Linked DNA regions of Homo sapiens: region 1 is linked to region 2. A link is an interaction called in ENCODE POLR2A ChIA-PET data of the cell type or tissue named here. Cell type or tissue: OCI-LY7. All regions are shown on one strand. Each heading gives the region's core, and the rest is flanking DNA. Links, peaks and the distances in the headings are about the cores only. Region 1 overlaps SP4 (Sp4 transcription factor). Region 2 has its middle 6.0 kb from the start of LINC01162.

What was found. ChIA-PET counts read pairs that join two places held together with the same protein. Peaks named below come from ENCODE experiments on the same cell type or tissue, not always from the same donor. Only the 100,000 strongest peaks of a DNase experiment are listed, where the experiment ranks them.
Region 1: POLR2A ChIA-PET joins it to region 2 with 5 read pairs; 3 of 35 experiments call an interaction of 5 or more read pairs at or near these places.

Annotation. Positions count from the first base shown.
Region 1 is chr7:21,432,351-21,437,729 of GRCh38, forward strand. The region is part of intron 3 of SP4 (Sp4 transcription factor); the gene reads left to right. Among named protein-coding and RNA genes, the nearest start is that of SP4, 7.0 kb to the left of the region's middle. In OCI-LY7, for the core only: no CTCF peak of the experiment used is centred there; no DNase peak of the experiment used is centred there; H3K4me3 peaks cover 395 bases.
Region 2 is chr7:20,826,791-20,832,169 of GRCh38, forward strand. It overlaps the pseudogene RPL23P8. Among named protein-coding and RNA genes, the nearest start is that of LINC01162, 6.0 kb to the right of the region's middle. RefSeq lists an enhancer at 128-1,327. In OCI-LY7, for the core only: no CTCF peak of the experiment used is centred there; a DNase peak (open chromatin) is centred at 2,361.

The sequences.
Region 1 (5,379 bases), core at 128-5,127, 610 kb after region 2:
GTGTTTTTGGTGGGTTGAATGACAGTTTGCATTGTCAAAGCAGAAGTTACTTCACTTCCATTTCATCTTGCTTATTAAGCATTAGTGAGTTGTGATTAATTAAGAGAATTAACTTATAATTTAGGTTAGAAGTAATCAATTTTTCTGCTCTCTAGTTGATAACTTTTGCAATCCAGAGGTTTTTCCCTTAGCCATTGTGAGGGTAAAGAAATGTTTTGGCCAACCAAACTTAGATTAACTTGAATGGTGCATTAAAATAAACACAGGATCCAGTTTTTGGTACTGTAAGTTTTGAATTGTGGGGGTCAAGGGATTTGCCTTTCAAACAAACTTTCCAGGTGATTGTAAAACTCACTGAAGTGGCTGGGTGTGGTGGCTCATCCCTGTAATCCCAACACTTTGGGAGGCCAGGGTGGGAGGATTGCTTGAGCCCACTAGTTCAAGACCAGCCTGGGCAACATAGGGAGACCCCGTCTCTACAAAAAATTTAAAAAAATTAGCTGGGTGTGGTGGCACACCTGTGGTCTCAGCGTCTTGGGAGGCTGAAGTAGGAGGATCGCTTGTACCCGGGGGATCCAGGCTGCGGTGAGCTGTGATTGCCTCACTGCACTCCCACCTGAGTGACAGAGCGAGACCCTCTCTCAAACAAACAAACTCACTGAAGTTTGAGAATCAAGTGTCTGGTCATCAGCAGTGAACCAGAAGACAGAATATGGAAGCAAGTGGGGGTGTTGAGCTAGTTCGTTTGTGCCTCAGAGAACAGATTTTGGTGGCAACTACAACTTTTTAGTTTTTATTTCACAAGTGTGTATTGAGATGGCTACTGTATGCTGAACACTGCCAATAGGTGTGGTTATTCCTTCATTTTCAGGGATAATTTTTTCACTTAAAGGATTTACATGATTTGGGTGGTTCTGTTTTAAGTAGAGGAGGAAATTTGAACTCTACATAGTTGGATTCTTTTCCCCCTGAAACCAAAGATTTAAAATTTTGTCGATGTTGTTTATGTTCTAATAAATATGCTCAATCCTTTTAAAAAGACAGCAGTCTGACAAAGACCAGAAGTGTACCTTGCTTGATGTCTGCAAGTCAATACAGTTAATCTAGGCCTAGTTTGCAGATTTTACCCCATTGCCTAGCTTAGTAGGTGCTTGACAAATGCTCTTTGAACTAAGGTATAAAAGATGATGGAGAAAATAGCACTTTGTAATTAGGAGTAATGCCTTGGAATGGTTTTAATGAAGCTAATGAAACAACTTTGTTTTCATTAATTTCTTTTGGCTTTGCATTTGTAAGACACTAAGAGTGGGCCGGGTGCAGTGGCACACGCCTGTAATCCCAGTACTTTGGGAGGTCAAGGCAGGTGGATCACCTGAGGTTGGGAGTTCGACACCAGCCTGACCAACATGGAGAAACCCTGTCTCTACTAAAAATACAGAATTAGCTGGGCGTGGTGGCACATGCCCGTAGTCCCAGCTACTCAGGAGGCTGAGGCAGGAGAATCACTTGAACCCAGGAGGTGGAGGTTGTTGCAGTGAGCCGAGATCGCGCCATTGCACTTCAGCCTGGGCAACAAGAACGAAACTCCATCTCAAAAAAAAAAGAAAGAAAAAAAAGACACAAAGAGTGAGACACCAGGAACTTTTCTGTCTTGACAAGGGGGAGAAGGAGCAATAAGTACCCATATCGCCCTTTTATAAATGAGCCCTGAAAGTTCAGATCTTTTACTTTGTGTCCCCATTCATCTGTAAGTACTTTCTTGGTCGGTTCATGTTGTTCCCCAGGAGAATGGTATTGTTTAATTTGTGGGGAAAATTTTGCTCGAAATTTTTATGAGAAGCCTTGAAAAATTAGTAGCTTTGACGGAATGTAATTGCTAGCTCAAGGACAATGAGCTAAAACTCTCCACCATCCACTATTCTCATTTTACTCTTCAGGAGATTAAGGGAAGTCTAGATGACATGAACAGAAAAAAGTAAAATCATACAAGGTAAATCTAATGAAACCAGTACTTGAAGCTGGGGAGCTTCATACTTCGTTTTATGAAATGAGAATGTTAGCAACAACCTAGGGGGATCCTCTTCCCATTAACAACGTGTTCAGTATAATGTGTTTCTGTGCTTTGGTCTCAGCTGTAAATCCTGACCTTCATGCTAAGCATTAGTTAGAATTGTAGTAGGAACTAAATATGTGTATGCTCTGCATACTTTTTGTTTTGTTATTGGGATTCTAAATTTAACTTAAAATTTTTTTACTTTTACTTTTAAAAAAAATAGATTTAGGGGGTACAAGTGCGGTTGTGTTACATGGATATATTGCATAGTGGAGAAGTCTGGGATTTTAGTGTACCCATCACCGAAATAGTGAACCTTGTACCCAACAGGTATTTTTTTCCACCCTCACCCTGCCCTCCACCTTTTGTAGTCCGCAGTGTCTGTTATTCCACCTGTATGTCCATGTGTAATCATTTTTTTTTTTTTTTTAGCTCCCACTTGTAAGTGTGAACGTGCTGAGTTTGACTTCAAAGGAAAAGCAGAAACCTTACTTTAAGCTCAAAGACAACTAATTGTACCTCTGGCTTAAGCTCCTTTATTTTAACTAAGTGAGGAGAGTTAACTACCTGTTTTCACAATGTCTTCTACTAGTCAAAGAGCCCTAAATAAAGTGAATTTCAGGTGTTACATTTCCTTAAAGACTTTAGAGCTATGTAGGAACAATTGATAGCTAAATCTGTAATTAACTTGGAGTGGTCCACAATGTGACTTATTTTTGGCAGTAATCATCATATGTAGTAACAGAGATCATACTGTAGGCCTTTTGATTGATGAATGAATATTTCTTTGTCAATTTTAGTGGAAATTAACAATATTATGCTGGTTCTCCCACAGAGGAAGTTCAGACTTAATAATAAGATACTGCTGACCCTTCAAGAACTTGACTCTCTTACCTAATTTCTTTACTTCTCCAAGGAATTAAAATATGAAACCTGGGGATATAGTATGAAACCAGAAATGGGAGGACCAATTCTTCATTATTGGTAAAAATAGGTACCAAAGAAAATAATTAAAATTTATATTTAATTTTAAAACTGAATTCAATCCAGTAAAATTAACTTCTTACACTGATCTTTTTTTCCAGAGCTACTAAAGGTGGAAAATTGGCTTGAGGTTTAATGCAAATATGGCTTTCCTTTGCCATATATGTTTTATTAATTTGGATTTCCCTAATGGGCATCTGTATATATACATACTCATGTACTCCTGTGTTTGGCTAGTCTTTTTTCAGAGGAGTCAGATTTACTCCAGTAATCTTATTTCTTTAAAATCTTCTAATACTGTTTGTTATAGATTGGAATTCATTATTAGAAACTTAAATCTTGTATTCAATACGAATGACTTAGGTTCTGAACTACCAAGCTGGCTTTACCTATTGAATGATTTTTTCATGGAAGATGAAAAGTACTCAAAGTAGAGCCACATTAATTTTGTAAAAGGGCATTTTTTTTTTTTTTAAGAAGGACTTCAGGATAGATTAGCAAAGGAAAATAGAGTTTTTTGTTTGTTTGCATTTGAGATGGAGTCTCGTTCTGTCGCCCAGGCTGGAGTGCAGTGGCACGATATCTGTTCCAACCTCCACCTCCTGGGTTCAAGTGATTCTCCGGCCTCAGCTCCCCAAGTAGCAGGGACTACAGGCACATGTCACCACGCCTGGCTAATTTTTGTATTTTTAGTAGAGGTGGAGTTTTGCCATGTTGGCCAGGCTGGTCTCGAACTCTTGACCTCAGGTGATCTCCCCACCTCAGCCTCCCAAAGTGCTGGGATTACAGGCATGAGGCACTGTGTCTGGCTGAAAATAGAGTTTTAATCATCTGCTTTTCAAATTCTGAATCGGAATATATAATGAGTAATACTTAGGGAATATTGGGGCAGGCATGAAAGCAGGTTGAGGATATTGGGGCAGGCATGAAAGCACTCACAGCTCTAAATTTACTTAATCAAGAAGGAAGATAGGGAATGGTGCTACGCATAGATCTTGTAGAAATAACAGACTTACAAAATGATAGAATTGTAGGTGGAAAGAATCTTGGAGATTATGGCTCAGCAGTTGTAACCTTTTGATACTGCTGCTAAAGTCTATTTATAAAGGCATTTTGTGTTTTTACTGTTTGAAGTGAAAGCAGAAATATGGGTCGAAGATTCTGCACTGCTACATTAAGTCAATCCTTACACAGTAAGGATTGACAGTAACGGGGGAACCTGGCCTAATATCAGAGTGTACACATATATGTGCTCTTCTGTACTTTTCTGATGCGGATTTGAGTTAAGATTGGCTGTTAAGATTGGATGTTCATAATGCTTGTCATTTTGCTACCTAGTGAAGGAGCAAATTGTGGCAAAGGAAACCTGTTGAACCACAAATTGCTTATTTAAGTGTGTGGTGAGATGAGGGCTTAATGAAATTGTAGTTACTAAGGTAACTTAAAAATAAATGAGCCTCTTTCTCCCACCTTCTTTCCTTAGCCCTATTTTAGAAATGAAGAAATTGAAGCCCAGAAAGGTTAAATGACCCTCTTATATTTGATGGCAAAGTGAGGGCTAGAATCTTGACTTCTCCTCCAGTTGTCTTTCTACTGCATTTTTGGGTTTGCTTTTTGGAAGTCAAGATGATAAAAATGGATGTTATCCTAGGGTCAGAAGGAACTTTCAGATTCAGTTTCAGGCTAGTATCAATAACTTAAAATTTATGCTGCATGGTAAAAAGTGTCAGAAGATTTGGCATGAATAACACCTCAATTTTTTAAAACATTCTTAACTTCAGACAAATGAGCTTGATAACCGTCCTTAGCAAAGTCCTTGAATGAATTATTGAGTAGTTGGCTCTTGAGCATTTTAAAAAAGAACCGAGGAATCACTGGGAGCCACTATGGGTTCACTAAGAAACTAGGTTCATATCTTCTTTCTTTAGGATTTCCAGATGAGTATCCAAAGGAAATAATGTTAACATAATTTATCTTGATTTTAGTATTGATAGTTGTGGCCTCTTTGAAGGCTCATAGCTGGTTGCACAATTGAATGAAAAGTGGTAATTATTATTCACCTCCTTACGAGGTCTCACACTATGGCATGGGGTTCTAATTTTGATGTAGTTTGACATTTTTTTTTCAAATACCAGGTTGAAGGATGGCTGAATTTACTGAATTCAAATATGAGACAAAGCTGGGAGGTGGTGCTTATATGATAGAACTGAGATTCAGAGTGATCTTAATAGGCTGAAATGGTGGGCCAGAATTAGTAAGATACATTTAACAGGTAAGATCCTCTCCTTAAGATGGAGGGAATTACATACCTACAAGGTAAAAAACCTGGCTTGGCAGGAGGA
Region 2 (5,379 bases), core at 308-5,307:
CAATCCAAAGAGGCATGTTTTTGCCGGACAAGCTGATGACATCTGAAAACCTCAGGCCAACCTGACTGAGTGGAATGTAGAAAATGGCTATTCAACGGTGACTATTCAATTTAGGGAGTTCTAAGAAGGGCTTTTCCATAAAAAGCCTTAGACTTTCCGAAGGAAGGTCAGGCAATATGAACCACTTAAATGAACATTTTAATCTTGAAGTGAGTTTTAATCATATTAGATTGTATAAGTCTTTTTTTCATGAACATGTTGCAAATATTCAGTACTAGAGAATACCGTAGTTTTGAATTTTTAAAGAATATTACTAGACTCGTTACTAGCCACATACTTTTTTTCTCATGAGCCTATTTCTGGTGCTTATACTTTAACAAATTGGCAAAGATATTCAAAGTTCTGAATATGTGGAGTTGCTGATCGTAGAGGTGAGAACTCTATTCTTTTTTTAAAAACAGGATAAATTTGCCTATAATTTGTTTAAGAATAGAGTCAAAATCTATGTCCTTTTTCCTTCTTTCCAGCGTTCAAGATGTGGAAGCGAGGACGTGGTGGGTCCTCTGGTGTGAACTTCCGGATTTCTGTGGGTCTTCCGGTAGGAGCTGTGATCAACTGTGCTGACAACACAGGAGCCAAAAACCTGTATATCATCTCCGTGAAGGGGATCAAGGGACGGCTGAACAGACTTCCCGCTGCTGGTGTGGGTGACATGGGGATGGCTACAGTCAAGAAAGGGAAACTAGAGCTCAGAAAAAAGGTACATCCAGCAGTGGTCATTTGACAATGAAAGTCATACCAGAGAAAAGATGGCGTGTTTCTTTCTTTTGAAGATAATGCAGTGGTCATAGTGGGCAATAAAGGCCAGATGAAAGGTTCTGCCATTACAGGACCAGTAGCAAAGGAGTGTGCAGACTTGTGGCCCCCGGATTGTGTCCGATGCTGGCAGCATTGCGTGATTCTCCAGTATATTTGTAAAAGCAAAACAAAACAAACAAAAAAATTTTAAACCCATTAAAAAGTATTTGTTCCCAGAAAAAAAAAGAGTAGTGTCAAAACACTTTAATAGAAGCCGATTTGTAAATACTTATGTTATTTTAATGTCCTACAAAATTATTTTTGAGGGACTGAGGCAACAGTGAACAGGTAATTGTTAAACCTTCACTATTCATTCAAAAGTAGGAGAGCTCTGGGGCAAGAATGGAGGGGAATTCATGAGTAGCCTACAGCTAAAATAATCCACAGGGAAAAAAACTCTTATCCTAACACCAATAGACATGTTTGTCTATGTGGCATGACCATTTCTCTGAGTTTTTTATCCAAAAGAAGAGTATGTGTTTAAGAAACTGCTCTGTGTGATGATTAAATGATTGTGAGTCCAATGCCTACCTTAAGCAGCGAAAGTGGCCAAGGAAGACATATTTCTTCCTTCATATTCTGCTTCTTTTCAGTGCTCAGGAACTCTGGTCAAAGGAACACCACTAGAAAACACTGAAGGAGGCATGTCAGGTGGTTCTGCTTCTCCATGGCTCCCTACGATGAATGCCTAGAGAGGGTATTGACATGGCAACCTGATGCCAGCACATCTGTCCACAGCTGGTGAGTCTCACACCCTTCAGTCACAGTGAGAGATGTATGATCTGGGCAAAAGCCAAGTCTTCAGGTTAAATCTCTCTCTCATCTCTTTTTTTTTTTTTTTTTTTTTTTGAGATGGAATCTCATTCTGTTGCCCAGGCTGGAGTGCAGTGGTGCAATCTTGGCTCACTGCAACCTCCACCTCCTGGGTTCAAGTGATTCTCCTGCTTCAGCCTCCCAAGTAGCTGGCATTTCAGGCACCTGCCACCATGCCTGGCTAATTTTTGTATTTTTAGTAGAGATGGGGTTTCACCATGTTGGCCAGGCTGGTCTCAAGCTCCTGACCTCAAGTGATCCACCTGCTTTGGCCTCACAAAGTGCTGGGATTACAGGCATGAGCCACCGCACCCAACCTGGTTAATTCTCTTAAGAGCAGCATTCAAAGTGCATTCTTATTTTGTCCTGGCTCTGAATCGACATGGTCAGGATGGAGGCAAACCTTTATGCAGAGCCCCCAGAATTATTAAATGGGACAGGCTCCTAATGGTGAACATACAGGAAGCTGATCCACGTAAGAGCTAACTAATCTTATTGAACAGTCACCTAGCAAACTGTTGGCTCATTTTTAATGGTCTGTTCTATCCCTTTATGCTGATTTGCTTGGAGGTAATAAGGCATAACGGTGTTGATTTAGGGAGCCTCTTGACTACAAATTCATCAGCTTGGTGGCGGTAATTGTCAGAGGCAACAATGGTGTTGTTCAGTGAGTTACACCTGGTCAGCACCTAAGGCTGAGTGTTGCAGCTGAGGTTTGAATCAAATTAGGAGTTTCAGTTCTTCTAGGCTAAAATCTGGTGACAGCCTCCTCCCTTTCTCATTTTATCTTAAATGATTTCTTCCTGGCTCATTCTCTTCTGGCCTCACCACCTTCTTTCTGTTACTTAAATAGGCCAAAATCATTCTTGTCGCAGGTCCTTTGCTCCAGCTGTTTGCATTTCTCCTAGATTTTTCTGTGAGGGGCTGGCTCCATCCTGTCAATAAGCCTAAACTCTAATATCACCTTCTCAGAGAGGTCTTGTGAAATTAGAGTACCATTTCTCTCATCTCTCACTTCAGCTATTATCAAATTGCCCTCTTTTGTTTTCTTCATAGCATTTATCACTCTTTAGAGATTATTATCTTTCCTTTCTCTTTTTCTTTGATGGCATTTTTTTTTTTTTTCTGAGACAGAGTGCTCTGTCACCTGGACTGGAGTGCAGTGGCACAATCTCGGCTCACTGCAACCTCTGTGTTAGGTCCAAATGCCAGGGTCTGGGTTCAGCCCATGCTGAAGTATGAGGGGAGTGGATGGATGGGCAGAAAGAGTACTTGGGGGGCCGTAGGCAGGTGAAATAGAGTTTTATTCAGCAGCTTTCTCATCAGTAGCATACTCACATTAGCTCTCTCACACTGTCCACCATTATCTCAGCTATTTGCTCCAGCTCTGAGACTCCTGCCACCCCCATGCCTGCAGCTGCAGCGGGATCTCCCTTGCCTTCAGGGTCAGCAGCTTAACTCTTTCTCTTTCTGGGTACTAGCACAAACTGTGCTGTGGCTCCCCTGCAGACGGACAGCTTTGGCTCTCTCTCTCTCTTTCTCTGGGTGCCAGCGTGCCTGCCATGTCAAGCCATGTTGAGCTGAGCTGAGCCACAGGAACCAAGCCAAGAGCCCCTGTAGAGCATCAGCAGGACAGTTATACCTCTTACAGACAATAGCGGCTTAGGGCCAAGTATGAACTTACACAGACAGGTTATATAACAAGTGGAGGTGTGCGCCTGTGCACCAGACTCACTGAGTCATGGAGGCCTGACGTCTGCCTTGGCCTATCCTTGACCAAAGCACATCCATGTACCTTACACTCCGCCTCTTGGGTTCAAGCAATTCTCCTGCCTCAGCCTCCCGAGTAGCTGGTATTACAGGCACATACCACCATGTCCCGGCTAATTTTTGTATTTTTAGTAGAGACAGAGTTTTGCCATGTTGGCCAGGCTTGTGTCAAACTACTGACCTCAAGTGATCCATCCACCTCAGCCTCCCAAAGTGTTGGTATTACAGGCGTGAGCCACCATGCCTGGCCTCATGGCATTTTCTATTTGAATTTTAAGTTCCATTTTAAGGTTAGGAGAACTGAACCTTAACACTGTGTCCCATGGACTCAACACAGGACCTGGCTCTTTGAACAAACTTGATAAATATTTGTTTACTGAATGAATAAAAAACATTCCCAGGCATGGTTGCTCATGCCTATAATCCCAGCACTTTGGGAGGCCAAGGTGGGTGGATCACCTGAGGTCAGGAGTTTGAGACCAGCCTGGCCAACATGATGAAACCCTGTCTCTACTAAAAATACAAAAATTAGACTGACGTGGTGGCGCATGCCTCTAGTCCCAGCTACTCGGGAGGCTGAGGCAGGTTCTGCTTCTCCATGGCTCCCTACGATGAATGCCTAGAGAGGGTATTGACATGGCAACCTGATGCCAGCACATCTGTCTACAGCTGGTGAATCTCACACCCTTCAGTCACAGTGAGAGATGTATGATCTGGGCAAAAGCCAAGTCTTCAGGTTAAATCTCTCTCTCTCTCTCCTTTTTTTTTTGAGATGGAATCTCATTCTGTTGCCCAGGCTGGAGTGCAGTGGTGCAATCTTGGCTCACTAAAACCTCCGCCTCCTGGGTTCAAGCGATTCTCCTGCTTGAACCCAGGAGGCAGAGGTTGCAGTGAGCCGAGATCATGCCACTGCACTCCAGCCTCGCCAACAGAGTGAGACTCCATCCCCAAAACAACAACAACAACAAAACATTCACATCCATAGTAACCTTTTAAAGCTCTGGGCCAACACCCCGTCTTTGCTTTCCTCAGCTGCCACACTGAATCATGTATGTTCAAGCCACCCATTTTCCTGACCAAACTAAACTTAATCAAATATGTTAACAGCCTCAGATTTCCCTTCAGATGGTGGTCACCAGCCCAGCCCTGGGTTTTGCAGGTCCATATGCAAATCAGGAGACAGAATCTTGCAGCCGGCCCTGAAGTCTGGGATCTGGAATCCTTTGCTCCCAAATGACCTTGAGACTCTGCAGAGATCTCAGGTCACCATTTTCCACTCCTCTATTAGTCCTAGTTTTTAGGACTATGCCACTGCTTGTTTTCTAACACCCTCCTTCTCTCCAGCCTGGGAACTGAAGGCCTGCCCTTGGCAAGGATCCTGTTCCACATGGACAAAAATGCCTAAATGACAACCATCTGCCATCTACTGGCTCTCTTTCCTTCCCAGCTTTCTCTGCCTACCCCCCACCCCCAACCAAGTTAATTACTGCTTGACAATCCAGAAAGTCCTGGAAGGCTGGAGAAGGCAATGCCACTACACCTCCCTGATCAGGATGGCTTGCCTTTGGAAGAAAGAAAAACAGTGGATAGTTAGTAGCTTCAGCAAGGCTTGAAATTCTTGCTTTGCTATTAGAGTAAGCATTTCTTGTATTTTACATGTTTTATTTCAAATGCAGCATTGGTATGATCAGATAAGCTGACACTGGAATTTCTGATTTTCCCTTTTCCTCTTTCTCTTTTTTTTTTCTTTTTATTGACATCTGTACTTTAAGAATGTAAATGTAGGGATTCTGGTACTTTTCTTAAAATCCAACTTTTCTTGATACCATATCTTGTTTGAAGTATGTAAACAAGCTGTTGTGTTCTCTGGTGCCAAGTGATAGGAAGGAAGAGGGGAAGTTTAGCTTTGTATTCTCCTGGCTCCTCCCCAGTGTATTG